Linked DNA regions of Homo sapiens: region 2 is linked to region 1. Evidence: chromatin loops called from intact Hi-C (ENCODE). Cell type or tissue: B cell. All regions are shown on one strand.

Region 1 (8,000 bases):
AGGAGTTCGAGACCAGCCTGGCCAACATGGCACAACCCCGTCTCTACCAAAAATGCAGAAATTAGCCTAGTATGGTGGTGATGCATGCCTGTAGTTCCAGCTACTTGGGAGGCTGAGGCAGGAGAATCACTTGAACCCAGGTGGTGGAGGTCGTAGTGAGCTATTGTGCCACTGCACTCCAGTCTATGCAACAGAGTGAGACGCTGTCTCAAAATAAATAAATAAATAAATAAAATAAAATAAAATAAATAACAGAGACATAAGAGGGGGCAAAGAAAGATGTCCACTCAGAGATCTCAGGATTTAAACTTTTCTTTTCCCGCCGAATTCTCCCACTTGCAGAGAGATTTGAGGGTGGAGCTTCCACTCTGCCCATCTGAGCTCCTATTTGTGTTTACACCCATAATACATTCCTACCCATCTGTATTTTTTTTGTTATTTTCACTTCATTCTCCACAGTCCAGGGCTCCTTCCCTCACTCCAACATGGAGATAACAGGTCAGAAAGACTCCTGCTTATTAAAAAAAAAAAAAAAAAAAAAAAAAAAAAAAAAGGAAGATGACGTGCTGGAGCTTTTCTAGAGCCGCAGCCCTATGTTTTAGTAAGAAAGAAAACATTACAGATGGATCTAGCAAAATATTTCACAATTTCCTCCACTGACTGCCTCCTTCTGAATGCTTAGGGAGAATAGTCATATGTAATATGTGGACAACGAGCTCTCGTCCAAGAACTACTGAATCAAAAACACAGGAGTAGCAAACAGGGAAATGGATATCTTTTTGTTTTTTTTAGACGGAATTTCACTCTTGTTGCCCAAGGTGGAGTGCAATGGCGCGATCTCAACTCACCACAACCTCCGCCTCCCGGGTTCAAGTGACTTCTCTCACCTCAGCCTCTCGAGTAGTTGGGACTACAGTCATGCCCCACCACCCCTGGCTAATTTTGTGTTTTTAGTAGAAACAAGGTTTCTCCATGTTGGTAAGGCTGTTCTGGAACTCCCGACCTCTGGTGATCCGCCTGCCTCAGCCTCCCAAAGTGCTGGGATGACAGGCGTGAGCCATCGTGCCTGGCCAGAACTGGATTATCTTTAAAGTCACCCAGATGGTTTTGTTTTGCTTTTTGAAACAGAGTCTCGCACTGTCACCTGGGCTGGAGTGCAGTGGCAGGCTCTTGGCTCACTGCAACCTTCTGCTCCTGGGCTCAAGCGATTCTTTTTCCTCAGCCTTTCTAGTATCTGGGATTTCAGGTGAGTACCACCATGCTCGGCTAATTTTTGTATTTTTAGTAGAGACGGAGTTTCATCATGTTGGCCAGGCTGGTCTCAAACTCCTGACCTGAAGTGATCCACTAGCCTCACCCAAAGTGCTGGGATTACAGTCGTGAGCCTGGGCTACAGAGCCAGAGCCCATCCCAAATATTAATTAATTAAATTAAAAGTATTATGTAATAACACCAATTTTTTTTTTCCCACTTCACTGCTCCACTTCCTACCCAACTCTGGGAAAAGGCAAGAGAGTGACTCACAACTGAATAAGTCACTGCTGTTTGGCTGAATAGGGATTTCAGGTGGAAGCTAACCTCTGATGCTAAGATTTACAGGTACATGTCTCATAGACAGGAGTTTAAAAATTCTCAACCTCATCTGTATAATTTAAACAAGTTTTAAGTTATCAGATTATATACAAAGAAGTCAACGACTAATGATATCCAGTGAACTAACCTACTCATCTTTACCCAAAGTCCCCCGCTCCTTTTTTTCTTTTGAGACAGTGTCTCACTCTGTTGACCAGGCTGGAGTGCAGTGGCATGATCTCGGCTCACTGCAGCCTGGGCCTCCTGGGCTCAAGTTATCCTCCTACGTCAGCCTCCAGAGTAGCTAGGATTACAGCTGTGCACCATCACGCCCGGTTAATTTTTTTTTTTTTTTTTTTTTTTGGTCAGAGATGGGGAGGTCTCATTATGTTGCTCGAACTCCTGTACTCAAGCAATCCCCTTGTCTCAGTCTCCTATAGTGCTGGGATTAGAGACGTGAGCTACTGCGCCCAGCCCCTCTGTCTTCATTACTGTGCTTCCCTCGCTAAATCTGTACATATCTCTCATTCTCCCCTTCTCTCTCTAGCTCTTGTTTTCTTGTCTTTTTCCCTGGGCTTCCGTGCCTCATTTTTGCCCCTCTCCTCTTCTGCTGTTTATCCCCTTCTTCCCTCTATTACTTCTCTTCCACCTTTTCTGCTCCATCCTCGCTACTTATTTAACCTCTTATTGCTCCTTCTCCCACAATCTTTGGATTGTCCTCAACCTCCATAGATTCCGCCTCTTCTCCCATCTCTGCGCCTCCTCTGCTCTCCCTGTTACATTCTCTCTTCCCTGTTATACATCCCTGTCCACACTTTATGGCACTCTAGACCCACAGTAGTCCTCCCTGCTGTGCTTCTCCCTCTGTCCTTGCCACCAGCACCACTCTGCTCTGTCTGCCCTGGCTCCAAACCCCTCCTCCTCTCCCTCACTCTGATGAGCCTTCCTCTTTGCTGCCCCCTCTCTTCCTTGCTGTCCTTCATCTCTCTGTACATCTAGCTTTTCTCTACATTTCTCCAGTTGCTTTTCTCCTCCTGCTCTTTTCTTATCTCAGGTTTTCTACTGCTCTCTCTCACCTGATTCCTTTGGCCCATACAATTACAGGAGGGTTTGGAGTAAGACGTCTGCATCCCGGGGGAGCTCATTTTCCAGGGGCTGGAGCTGGGCAGGCAAGGACACCCCGTGTCACAGGACAGGCCCCGGACACCTTCCCAACGCGGGCTCAGGGGAAGCGGTGACGGCGGAGAGGAGACCTGGGGAGCAGCAGGGCCCGGCACGAGAAGGGAGGTGGGGGACGACGGCGCCTTAAGACAATGGTGGGGTCTGAAGGATCTCAGGACCAGGCAGAGGACGCAGCCTCCGCGGGACTGGGGGCACGGCGCTGCACTCGAGGGGCCGTCGAAGGCGAGGGTGGGAGGCGCCCAGGGCGGGAATCCACCTCACCTGTAAGGACTTTAAAAAGCGCGGGGCGGGAGGAGTTAGAAAAAGGTTTTGAGCAGGAAAACTACCCAATACAAAGTGTATACATTGCCCTATAGCAGCAAGACCAGAGACCGCACCAGCTTCAAGGCGATTTTAAACCCAAAAGGAAGTGAACCCCGGACTCTCAAAGGGAAGTCTCAATTTGCTCTGGGTGAAGACGGGCGAGAATTTCCAGGTCTGTGGGGACCCCACGTCCCAGGTACAGACGCGCCGGGGACCTGGGACGCACAGACTTAATATAAAACAGAGAGAAACTCACGCGCTGCCGTGGGACCTTCACTCCACGCTCTCCGCTTCCAGGTTCGCGCTGATCTGCTCGCGCAGGACAGAAGCCAGGCCTGGGCGGGGTCCAGGAGGAGGTGGGCGGGGCCTGGGCAGGCGGAAGCGGGGCGCGAGGCGGAGAGACTTTGCCCTTTAGAACCGGCAGAGGGCGGGGCCGGGGCGGGACAGAGTCAGTCTTGAGCCCAGCGCCTCCGTTTTTCGGGTTTTGGAAGGGAGACTGGCCGGGAAGGCTGAGGCATGAGTCAAAAGCCCTGGAATTGTCTGGAACGGGGATGCAAACTAGAATGTGAAATGCAAAGTCCTGCCTGGGCAGAACTACGATTTCATACTGAGGGCCCACAGGACAGAACAGAAATCCTCTCCCTTTCTATTCTCCATTCACTCGGGGTCGGGGAGGGCGGGTCGGCGGTGGGGGCAGAGTCCACCCTGTGCTCAGCTTCAGAGACTTCCCTAGGGCCACCGCCTGGGATGCGGGACGGAGTGCTCAGGCCAGGGAGGAGCGAAGTCACCACCTGCTGCTTAAACACAGCAGAGATGCGGGCACTGGGGAGGGAGCCTGAGGTCCCAGCTACTCAGGAAGCAGCAGCGGGAGGGTTGCTGAGCCTGGGGTTCCAGACCAGCCTGGGCGACAAAGTAACACCCCCTCCCGCAGGGCTCCCTTCCTCGTTCTCTAACTTTTTAAAATAAAATTTTGATTGTGTGATGTAGGGATCCAACATTATTCTTTTCCATGTGAATATCAAGTTAGTTGTCCCAGCACATTTGTGGAGGAGATCTATTACTTTCTTAATTTCCTTTTTTTTTTTTTAAGACAGAGTATTTCTCTGTCGTCCAGGCTGGAGTGCAGTGGCAAGGTCTCGGCTCAGTGCAGCCTGTACACCCTGTGTTGAAGTGATTCTCCTGCCTCACCCTCCGGAATAGCTGGCATTACAAGCGCGCCACCATGTCCGGCTAATTTTTGTATAATTGGTAGAGATGGGGTTTCACCATGTTGGCCAGGCTGGTCTCAAACTCCTGACTTGAAGTGATCTGCCTGCCTTGGCCTCCCAGAGTGCTGTGATTACAGGCGTGAGCCACCATGCCTGGCACAAGAAATACTCTTTACTTCACTATTTAAATGTTGAGACAATATATTTGAAAACAAAATGATCTTCCCCCAAATGAAAAATCATCTCCACGATAATAAAGAAATAAAAATCATTTTATTAATAAATAAGCCTTAGACCAGAATGTGATGGGAAATAGAGGAAAAGAGCTAAGAGTTTGAAATCAGATGCTTCAGTGTTCTATACAACCCATTAAGGACATGTTTTCAAGATAAACACTAATCAGTCCTCAGGGAAGAGGACACATAGTTGAACAGTCACACATAGTTCATCCTGACTCTACTTGGTAATGGAGGTGACCATCTGTGTCAGCTAACTAGCGTCATCCTGAGGGAGGGGGAGAAACCCTAACCCACAACTTTTGGCAAGTGTGAGTTTTACAACATGGCGACAGGGGCCCTCTCTGGTGAGGCTCCTACAATCCGACAGAAACTGATGTCAGCAGTAAATAATAAAATTTAGAATATATGATTAAGTACAGAATTTATTTGAAGGCAAAGCTTGGAAATAGCCACGTGGAAACATCAACTCTAAATGAATGGGATCAGCGTTCCCAAGTAGAGACGTTAAGATTTCACACACAGGGAAAGACAGAGAAGCTTTAGCAGAATCACCACGTTTTTTATTCTGGGCCAGTGCATAGGCTGCAGCAACTTGATTGATTACGGATAGATACACTTCAAGGAAGGTTACTTTATCACTACATAAGAAGGGACAATGATCCGAGGAGGTCTTATCTCTGGGGCTACTTAGTCTTCTTAATTACTTACAGGAAAACTCTTAGAAGTTGCACCTGCATTCCACTGGACTCAGGTTGCCTGACCACATTCCTCTCAAGGCTCAGAATTATCTCAAAGTCCATAGCCTTAAATTGAAGTTATTTGATGTTTGAATTATTTAATTTCCTACTGAGATAAAGGTACTGTTTCCCTTGTTGTTTGCCTTTCAAAGAGAGCTCCCAAGTCCTTCAAAAATACACCCCTGGGTCATTAAGCTGAAAAAAGGTTTAATTTCTAAAAAAAAAAAACAAAGTTAGCCGGGCATAGTGGTTCATACCTGTAATCCCAGCTACTCGGGAAGCTGAGGCAGGAGAATCGCTTGAACTCGGGAGACGGAGGTTGTGGTGAGGCGAGATCGTGGCTTGCACTCAAGCCTGGGTAACAAGAGAAAAACTCTGTCTAAAAAAAAAAACCTCAGAAGACAGAGAAAATGAATTTACAAATTTTCTAATTGAATGTTCTAAGAGACAAAAGGAAAGAAAAATCTCTTCCTTTACTTTTAAAGGAGGACTTATACCTCTCATTTATTTGCTTGTTTGAGACAGGGTCTAGCTTTTTCACCCAGGCTGGAGTGTGGTGGCAAGATCAGAGCTCACTGCAGCCTCCAACTTTCTGGCTCAAGTGATCCTCCCACCTCAGCACCCCAAGCAGCTGGGACCACAGGTGTGGACTAACACACCTGGCTGTTTTTTTTTATTTTTAGTAGAGATGAGGTCTTACTATGTTGCCTAGGCTGATTTCGAATTCCTGGGCTTAAGCGATCCTCCCTCCTTGGCCTCTCAAAGTGCTGGGATTACAGGTGTGAGCCACCGCTCCGGGCCCTGAGTTTATTTCCATGAAATATGAAATTATCCTCCACTCCTGGGAGTAATAGGCAGTTTTGCACGTCACCTTTCAGTTTCCATTATCCACTCAAACAACCCAGGACCTTGCTTAGTTTAATAATCCCTTCTAATTGCCAGTGCCCGCGGCAACCAGCGCGCCACTCCACCCCTTTACCGAGGTCCCTGCCCCTCTCCCCCACCCTGCCCCAGACAGAGGGGAGCTCGCCCCGCCTGCCGGATGCGTGACTCTACCTGCTCAAAAAAGGCGCTTTGCATTAAAACCATTTTCAACTTAAGAGGAAAAACGATTCAGCGTTCAGTACAGGTGGCCCAACACAATATGTTGTTTTACCTTCGATTGTTTGAAATATTAACTTAGGGGCCGGGCGCGGTGGCTCGCGCCTGTAATCCCAGCACTTTGGGAGGCCGAGGCGGGCGGATCACGAGGTCAGGAGATCGAGACCATCCTGGCTAACACAGTGAAACCCCGTCTCTACTGAAAATACAAAAAATTAGCCAGGCATGGTGGCGGGCGCCTGTAGTCCCAGCTACTCGGGAGGCTGAGGCAGGAGAATGGCATGAACCCGGGAGGCGGAGCTTGCAATGAGCCGAGATCGCGCCACTGCCCTCCAGCCTGGGCGACAGAGCAAGTCTCTAAAATGGACAGGAGGCATCCCTGTGATATTAGGGGTAATATCACGGCACATCAGAAACTATCCACCAATTAGTACCCGGAGAATCTAGTCCTGCAGGGCAAGAGGATGACAGCAGACGACACCTGGGGTCCAGCTGAGGAGAAAGCCAGGACCCGCCCCCTCGAGACCCTGCCCTTCAAAACACCACTTCCAGACCTTGCCCTCAAGATGACGATCACCCTCTGGCCCGGCCTCCAGGCAGCCTCCTCATTCTTGCCCCGCCCAGATTCTGTTCAAGGCCCTGCCCCTTCTAATCAGGTCCCACCCCAACGGCCACCTACACACTCTCATAGCCAGGTGTGGCTGTGATCTATCAGCCTTGGGCTCCCAAAGTGCTGGGATTACAGGCATGAGCCACCCCACCTGGCCCAATCTTCTTAACATAAACACTTTAATGTAAATTAATTCTTAAACTCAAGGTTAAGTCAACTCAATCTCAAGTCAATGCCTATTTGGCTCTAATGTCAATTAAAGCTTTATGATCTTCTATAGTCACTGTATTTGGAACAGTTATCTCAAAAATGAATTTTCTGATGTTCTGCATGGAGTGCCCACAGACTGAAGACCTTGCCACACTTAAGACATTTGTAAGATTTCTGTCCAGTATGGATTCTCTGATGTCTAATGAGGTGTGAACGTGAAGTCAAGACTTTGCCACAATCATCACACTTGTGAGGTTTCTCTCCTGTATGAATTCTCCTATGTTTTGCATAGGATGAAGCTTGACTGAAGACCTTGCCACAGTCATGATATTTGTAAGGTTTCTCTCCAGTATGAGTTCGCTGATAAACTGCAAGATATGATCGATGTCTGAAAATTTTACCACATTTATTACACTTGTAAGATCTGTCTTCATTATGGATTCTCCAGTGATTTGCAATGGTTGTAGCATTACTGAAGACTTTGTGACAATCATTACATTTGCAAAGTTTCCCTACACCATGGATTGCTTGATGATAAAAAAGTGACGACTTCCCACTTAAGGCTTTGCCCCACTCATTACACTTGTAAGGTTTCTCTCCAGTATAAACTCTCTGATGTTGTGCAAGGTTTGATTGTTGATTAGAAACCTTAGACAGTATGAAGTCTATGATGACATGCAAGGTGTGCTTTTCTACTAAAAACCTTGCCACATTCATTACATGTGTAAGGTTTCTTTCCAGTATGAATTGCCTTATGCATTACAAGGGCTGAATTTTGAGCAAAGGTCTTTCCATACTCGTGAAATGTGTAAGGTTCTCTCCAGTATGAACTCTCTGA
Region 2 (8,000 bases), 64 kb after region 1:
GATATCATTATCAAGTACACACTGAAACAACCTAACAACATATATCACATAGTAGAAAATGTTTTCGATATATGATAAAGACTAGAAAGCACACAGACCTCAATGTAAACTCAAAAAAATTTCATAGAGAAACAATTTTAAAATGGTTAAAAAATACAGATCTAATGAAATCTTGGGCCAAAGGAGAAATATTTGAAAATATATCATACTTTGAAAACAATGAGGACAGGCATAGTGACTCACGCCTATAATCCCAGCACTTTGGGAGGCCGGGGCAGGAAGACCACAATGTTAGGGGTTCGAGACCAGCCTGGCCAATATGGAGAAACTATGTCTCTACTAAAAATACAAACATTAGCAGGGCATAGTGGTGCACACCTGTAACTCCAGCTACTCAGGAGGCTGAGGCAGGAAAATCGCTTGACCCCAGGAGGCGGAGTTTGCAGTGAGACGAGGTCGTGCCACTAGACTCCAGAGTGGGTGACAGAGAGTCTCAATAAATAAATACATATATCTAAACATTAGCCGGACCTGGTGGGGTGTGTCTGTGGCCCCAGCTACTCCGGAGGCTGAGGTGGGAAAATCACTTGAGCCCAGGAGGTTGCCGCTGCACAGTGCTGTGATCCTGCCACTGCACTCCAGCCTGGGAAACAGTAAAAGTGTCTCAAAACAATAACAAAGGCCGGGCGCAGCGGCTCATACCTGTAATCCCAGCACCTTGGGAGGCTGAGGTGGGAGGATCACCTGAGGTCAGGAGTTCAAGACCAGCCTGACCAAGATGGAGAAACCCCATCTCCACTGAAAATACAAAATTAGCCGGCCATGGTGGTGTGTGCCTGTAATCATAACTACTCAGGAGGCTGAGGCAGGAGAATCACTTGAACCCCAGAGGCAAAGGTTGCAGTGAGCAAGATCGCACCATTGCACTTCACCCTGGGCAACAAGACCAAAACTCCGTCAAAAAAAAAAAAAAAAAAAAAAAAACCACCACAACAAAAATAAGTAAATTAAAACTAAAATTAAAAAATAAAAAACAATTACTGAGGCCAAGTGTGGTGGCTCACGCCTGTAATCATAGCACTTTGGGAGGCCAAGGCGGTGGATCACAAGGTCATGAGTGCAAGACAAGTCCCGCCTAGATGGTGAAAACTGTCTCTACTAAAAATACAAAAATCAGACAGGTGTGGCTGCAGGTGCCTATAATCCCAGCTGCTTGGGAGGCTGAGGCAGAGAATTCCTTGAACCCAGGAGGCAGAGGTTGCAGTGAGTCAAGACTGCTCCACTCCACTCCAGCCTGCGTGACACAGAGAGACTCCATCTCAAAAATTAAAAAAAAAAAAAAAAAAAATGAAATGAAGAGGAACTAGAAAAAAGGAAACCAATTACAAAAAGAGAACAAAAGCACTTTTAATACTCCTTTCATCACGTTCCATATAGTAACAGAGTCAGTCACTTCTTACCCTACTTCTCTCCCCCACTCCCGACCCCAGCCATGAAAAGGGAAGAGGGTGATCCACAACGAATGAGTCAAGTCACTGTCCTCTGGCTGAAGAGGGGTTGCAGAGGGAAGCTGCCTCTGACGCCATCATTATAAAATGAACCACACTTAGACACAGGAGTTTGGCAACTCTCATTCTCATCTGTATAATTTAAACTAATTTTAAATTTGTTACCTTATAAACAGAGAAAACAACATGTCATCACTTCATCATCACATCCAATCAACTCACCACTCATCTGCACCCAGGGTCCCTCTTCGTCTTCATTACTGCTTCCCTCCATCATTCTATGCATAGCCCTTTCTCACTTTCTCTCTCCATCTGTTTCTTTTCTGCATTTCCCCCTGGGCTTCTGCTCATTTTATGCCCCTCTCCTGTTTTGCTCCATTCTTTTTTGGTTTTTTTGAGACAGAGTTTCGCTCTTATTGCCCACGCTGAAGTACAATGGTGCGATCTCAGCTCACCACAACCTCTGCCTCCTGGGTTCAAGTGATTCTCCTGCCTCGGCCTCCTAATCCAAAATTAGCAGGGCATGGTGGCGCATGCCTGTAATCCCAGATACTCAGGGGGTAGTATCGCAGGAGAATCGCTTCAACTCTAAAGGCACAGAGAGTCATTAGCCAAGATTGTGCCATTGCACTCCAGCCTGGGCAACAGGAGTGAAACTCCACCTCAAAAAACTAATAATAATAATAATAATAATTAGTATGTAGGCCGGGCGCGGTGGCTCATCCCTGTAATCCCAGTACTTTGCAAGGCCAAGACGGGGGAACCTTTGAGCCCAGGATTTTGAGACCACCCCGGGAAACATACTGAAACCCTGTTTCTACAAAAAAACAAACAAAGAAAAAAAAAACTACTAGCTGGGCTTGGTGTCTCACACCAGTGGTCTCAGCTACTCAGGAGACTGAGGGAGGATCGCTTGAGCCTAAGAGGTCGAGGCTGCAGTTAGAGTAGATAACGCCATTGTACTCCAGCTGAGCGACAGAGCCAGACCCTATCTCAAAATATTAATTAATTAATTAAAAGTATTATGTAATAACAGCGATTTTTTTTTCCCACCACTTCCTACCCCACCATGGGAAAAGGGAAGAGTGACCCACAATTGAATGTCACTGCCCTCGGTCTGAATAGGGATTCCAAGTGGAAGCTAACCTCTGATACCAATATTTATAGAACATACATGGCTCACAGATAGGACATTTAAAATTCTCAAACTCATCTGTATAATTTAAACAAGTTATTAGATTTTATAGACAGAAGTCAACATGTCACAACTAATCATATCCAATGAACTCACACACTCATCTGTACCCAAAGTCCCCCACCCTTTTTTTTTTTTTTTTGAGACAGGGTCTTGCTCTTTTGACCAGGCTGGAGTACAGTGGCATGATCTCTGCTCACAGCAGCCTGGAGCTCCTGGGCTCAAGTGATCCTCCAGCCTCCGCCTACAGAGTAGCTGAAATTACAGCTGCACACTATCATGCCCCGTTAATTTTTTCTTTCTTTTTGAAAGAGATGGGGTGTCTATTTTGCCTAGGCTGGTCTTGAACTCCTGGACTCAAGCAATCCCTCTGCCTCAGTCTCCTAAAGTGCTGGGATTACAGGCATGAGCCACTGCACCTGGCCCCTCTTTCTTCATTACTGTGCTTCCCTCTCTAATTCTGTACATATCTCTCATTCTCCCCTTCTCTCTCTAGCTCTTGTTTTCTTTTCTTTTTCCCTGGGATTGTGCTCCTCATTTTGTACCCCTCTACTCTCCTGCTATTTATCCCCTTCTTCCCTCTATTACTCCTCTTCCACCTCTTCTGCTCCATCCTCACAACTTATTTAACCGCTTTTTTTTTGAGAAAGAGTTTCACTCTTGTTGCCCAGGCTGGAGTGCAATGGTGCGATCTCGGCTCACCGCAACCTCCGCCTCCCAAGTTCAAGCGATTCTCTGGCCTCAGCCTCCCTAATAGCTGACATTACAGGCATATGCAACCGCGCCCAGCTAGTTTTGTATTTTTAGCAGGGATGGGGTTTCTCCATGTTGGTCAGGCTGGTCTCGAACTCCGGATCTCAGGTGATCCGCCCGCCTAAGCTTCCCAAACTGCTGGGATTACAGGCATGAGCCAAAGCGCCCGGTCCTTATTTAACCTCTTGTTGCTCCTTCTCCCCAATCTTTTGATCGTCCTCAATCTCTACATATTACCGCCTCTTATCTCTGCGTCTCCTCTGCTCTCCCTGTTAAATTCTCTCTTCCCTGTTACGCCCCCCTGTCCCCACTCTCTAGCACCCCAGATCCCCCGGTGTCCTCCCTGCTGTGTTTCTCCCTCTGTTCTCATTGCCACCAGCACCACTCTGCGGGTTTGGGGTAAGACACCCGCATCGCGGAGAAGCGCATTTTCCGGAGGGTGGAGCTGGGCAGGCAAGAATACCCGGTGTCATAGGACAAGCCGCTGGGACCTGCCCTACGCTGGTTCAGGGGAAGCGGTGACTGCGAAGGGAAGAATTGGGGAGCAGCAGGGCCCACCACGAGGGGGGATGTAGGGGGCGACGGCGCCTTAAGACAAGGGTGGCACCTGCAGAATTCCAGGACCAGGCAGAAGACGCAGCCTCCCCAGGACTGGGGACACAGCGCTTCGCTCCAGGGGCCGAAGACGGAGAGGCTGGGAGGCGCCCAGGGCGGGAATCCACCTCGCGGGTCGGGGACTTTAAAAAGAACGGGGTGGGTGGAGTCAGCACAGGGTTTTGACCAGGAAAACTAAGCGACAGGAAGTGTATACACTGCCCTATAGCAGAAAGACCGGGGTTGGGACCAGCCTCCGGACGAGTTCAAACCCAAAAGCAAGCAACTTCCGGACTCTTACGGGGACATCTCAATTTGCTCTGGATGAAGGAAGACAGGCGAGAATTTCCAGGTCCGTGGGGACCCCACTTTCCAGGGACAGACGCGCCAGGGACCTGGGAAGCGCAAACTTAATACAAGGCAGAGCAAAACTCACGCGCCGCGGTACGACCTTCACTCCACGCGATCCGCCTCGGGGTTTGCGCGCCCAGGACTGAAGCCAGGCCTGGGCGGGGCCGGCGAACAGTTTGGCGGGGCCTGGGCGGGGTAGAGGCGGGGCGCGAGGCAGAGAGACCTTGCCCTTTAGAACCGACAGAGGGCGGGGCCGGGGCGGGACCTGTGCATCCCTCCGCCTCGCACCCAGCGCCTGTTTTTTTCGGTGTTTGGAGGTGAGAGCGGCCAGGAAGGCTGAAGCATGATTCAAAAGCCCTGGAATTGTCTGGAACGGGCATGCAAACTAAAATGTGAAATGCAAAGCCCTGCCGGGGCGGAATATACGATTTCATGCTGATGGCCCACAGAACATAACAGAAATCCTCCCCCTTTCTATTCTCCATTCATTCAGGAGGGAGGGTCCACCCTGTGCTCAGCTTCAGAGACTTCCCTAGGGCCTCCGCCTGGGATGCGGGACGGAGTGCTCAGGCCAGGGAGGAGTGAGGTCACCACCTGCTGCCTAAACACAGCAGGGATGCGGGCACGGGGCGGAAGCCTGAGGTCCCAGCTACTCAGGAAGCAGCGGCGGGAGAATCGCTGAACCTGGGGGTCCAGGCCAGCCTGGGTGACAAAGTAACACCCCCTCCCGCAGGGCTCCCTCCCTCGTCTCTCCCTCGCTCTTTTCCTTTTCTCTCTTTTTTTTTTTTTTTTTTTTTTTTTGAGACGGAGTCTCGCTCTGTCACCCAGGCTGGAGTGCAGTGGCACGATTTTGGCTCACTGCAAGCTCCGCCTCCCGGGTTCACGCAATTCTCCTGCCTCAGCCTTTGGAGTAACTGGGACTACAGGCGCCCACCACGACGCTCGGCTAATTTTTTGTATTTTTAGTAGAGATGGGGTTTCACCATGTTAGCCAGGATGGTCTTGATCTCCTGACCTTGTGATCCGCCCACCTCAGCCTCCCAAACTGCTAGGATTACAGATGTGATCCACCCCGCCCAGCCTTTTTTTTTTTAACCCGTTTTTAAATAAAATTTTTCATGGTGTGACATAGAGATCCAATATTATTCTTTTCCATGTAAATATCCAGTTAGTTGTCCCAGCACATTTGTGAAAGAGATCTATTACTTTCTCTTTTTTTACTTTTTTCTTTCCTTTTATTTTTGAGACAGAGTATTTCTCTGTGGCCCATGCTGGGGTGCAGTTGCGAGATCGTGGCTCACTGCAGCCTCTGCCTCCTGGGTTGAAGCTATTCTTCTGCCTCAGCCTTTCGAGTAGCTGGTATTACAAGCGCACACGACCATGCCCAGCTAACTTTCATATTTTTGGTAGAGACGGGGTTTCACCATGTTGGCCAGGCTGGTCTAGAACCCTGACTTCAAGTGATCCGCCAGCCTCGGCCTCCCAAAGTGCTGGGATTACACTCGTGAGTCACCATGCCTGGCCCAGGAAATATTCTTTACTTCACTTTTTAAATGTGAGAAAATATAATTGAAAAACAAAGAGTCTTCCCCCAAATGAGAAATCATCTCCACGACGATAATAGAGAAAGAAAGAAAAACTACTTCATTAATAAATAAGCTTTAGACCAGAATGTGATGGGAAATAGAGGCAAACAGCTAAGAGGTTGAAAAGAGAGAAAGAAACTTCAGTGTTCTATACAACCCATTAAGGACATGTTTTCAAGATAAACAGTAATCAGTCCTCAGGGAAGAGGACTTGAAAAGCCCTTGGTCACACATAGTTCATCCTGGCTCTACTTGGTAATGGAGGTGACCATCTCTGTCAGCTAACAAGCTTCATCCCGAGGGAGGGGGAGAAACCCTAACACTAAGCCTAATACAAAAATTAGCTGGGCATGGTGGCAGGCGCCTGTAATTTCTCTCTATTTTTAGTAGAGACAGGGTTTCACCACGCTAGCCAAGCTGGTTTTGAAATCCTGACCTCAAGTGATCCGGAAGCCTCGGCCTCCCAAAGTGTTGTGATTACAGGCTTGAGCCATGACAGTCAGCCAGGAAAACTCCTAGAAGTTGCACCTGCATTCCACTAGACTCTGGTTGCATGACCACATTCCTCTCAAGGCTCAGAATTATTTAAATGTCCATAGCTTTAAATTGGAATCATTTGATGTTTGAATTACTTAATTTCCTACTGAGACACAGGTACAATCTATCTTGTTGCTTGCCTTTTTTTTTTTTTTTTTTTTTTTTGGAGACGGAGTCTCACTTTGTCACCCAGGCTACAGTGCAGTGGCACAATCTTGGCTCACTGCAACCTCTGCCTCTCAGGTTCAAACAATTTTCCTGAGTAGCTGGGACTACAGGCATGTGCCACCATGCCCGGCTAATTTCTTCGTATTTTTAGTAGAGACAGGGTTTCAACATGTTTGTCAGGCGGTGTCGAACTCCTGACCTCGGGATTGACCCGCCTTGGCCTCCCAAAGTGCTGGGATTACAGGCGTGAGCCACTGCGCGTGGCTGTTGTTTGCCTTTCAAGGAGCTCCCAAGTTCTTCAGAAATACATCCCTGGGCCGGGCGCAGTGGCTCACACCTGTAATCCCAGTACTTTGGAAGGCCAAGGCTGGAGAATCATCTGATATCAGAAGTTCAAGACCAGCCTGGCCAACATGGTGAAACCCCGTCTCTACAAAACTATAAAAATTAGCCAGGCATTATAGCGGGTGCCTGTAGTCCCAGCTACTCTGGAAGTTGAAGCAGTAGAATCTCATGTACCTGGGAGATGGAAATTGCAGTGAGCCGAGATCGCACCATTTAACTCCAGCCTGGGCAACAAGAGCGAAACTGTGTCTCCGTTGGAAAGGAAAGAAAAGAAAACAACAGAAAAGGAAATAAAAGAAAATTAAACAAAAGAAAAGAAAGAAAACATACTACCTCAGAAAACAGAAAATGCACTTGCAAATTTTCTAATAAATGTCCTAAGAAAAGAGATGAAAGGAAAGAAAATCTCCTTCTTTAATTTCAAAGGAGGAATTATACCTCTCATTTATTGGCTTGTTTGTTTGAGATAGGGTGTAGCTCACTCACCCAGGCTGGAGTGTGGTGGCAAAAACAGGGCTCACTGCAGCCTTCAACTCCCTGGGTCAAGTGACCCTTCCACCTTTTTCATCAAGCATTTGGAAGAGATATCTACAAAATATAAACACCAATACGTTTCCAATTAAGTCCAGAAGGTAAAACATACTGAAATGTGTAAATATGACACAAAAAACAATACTTATTTTGAACTTCCCAAACATGATCTTCAAAGTTTAGGAACACAAAAGGAGTAAGATTCTTTAATAAATACTTAATAAATACTTTACGTGTACTTCAAATCATTTCTATGGAAGCCTATTTCCAATATGACAAAACGCTGACAGGGCACAAACATGTGTAAGCCTAAAGTAAGGAGTATTTTTCCACTGTGACCCTAAAATGTATCACAGTTTGCAAAAAACATATCACTGTCACATCAATGAAAAGTATAGATCCTTCATATTTACACAATATCTACTGTACACA

What was found. Peaks named below come from ENCODE experiments on the same cell type or tissue, not always from the same donor. Only the 100,000 strongest peaks of a DNase experiment are listed, where the experiment ranks them.
Region 2: it touches region 1 in a loop (7-fold over the local background); 17 of 110 quality-filtered maps call a loop at or near these places.

What each region holds. Positions count from the first base shown.
Region 1 is chr19:52,596,669-52,604,668 of GRCh38, reverse strand. It overlaps LOC137778871 (a long non-coding RNA gene), which reads right to left and starts at 3,368. Exons shown (of 3, transcript NR_197425.1): 1 at 3,314-3,368. It also overlaps a transcript of ZNF701 not described here and the pseudogene ZNF137P. RefSeq lists enhancers at 2,409-2,488, 3,149-3,198, 2,810-3,316, 3,269-3,328 and a silencer at 3,449-3,508. In B cell, a CTCF peak has its summit at 3,498 (motif pointing right); a DNase peak (open chromatin) is centred at 3,428; H3K4me3 peaks cover 1,844 bases; H3K27ac peaks cover 1,094 bases.
Region 2 is chr19:52,532,533-52,540,532 of GRCh38, reverse strand. It overlaps ZNF808 (zinc finger protein 808), which reads right to left. Exons shown (of 5, transcript NM_001039886.4): 2 at 7,524-7,625. Among named protein-coding and RNA genes, the nearest start is that of ZNF808, 8.9 kb to the right of the region's middle. RefSeq lists enhancers at 4,013-4,142, 3,879-4,465, 4,273-4,502. In B cell, a CTCF peak has its summit at 4,755; a DNase peak (open chromatin) is centred at 4,582; H3K4me3 peaks cover 1,522 bases; H3K27ac peaks cover 976 bases.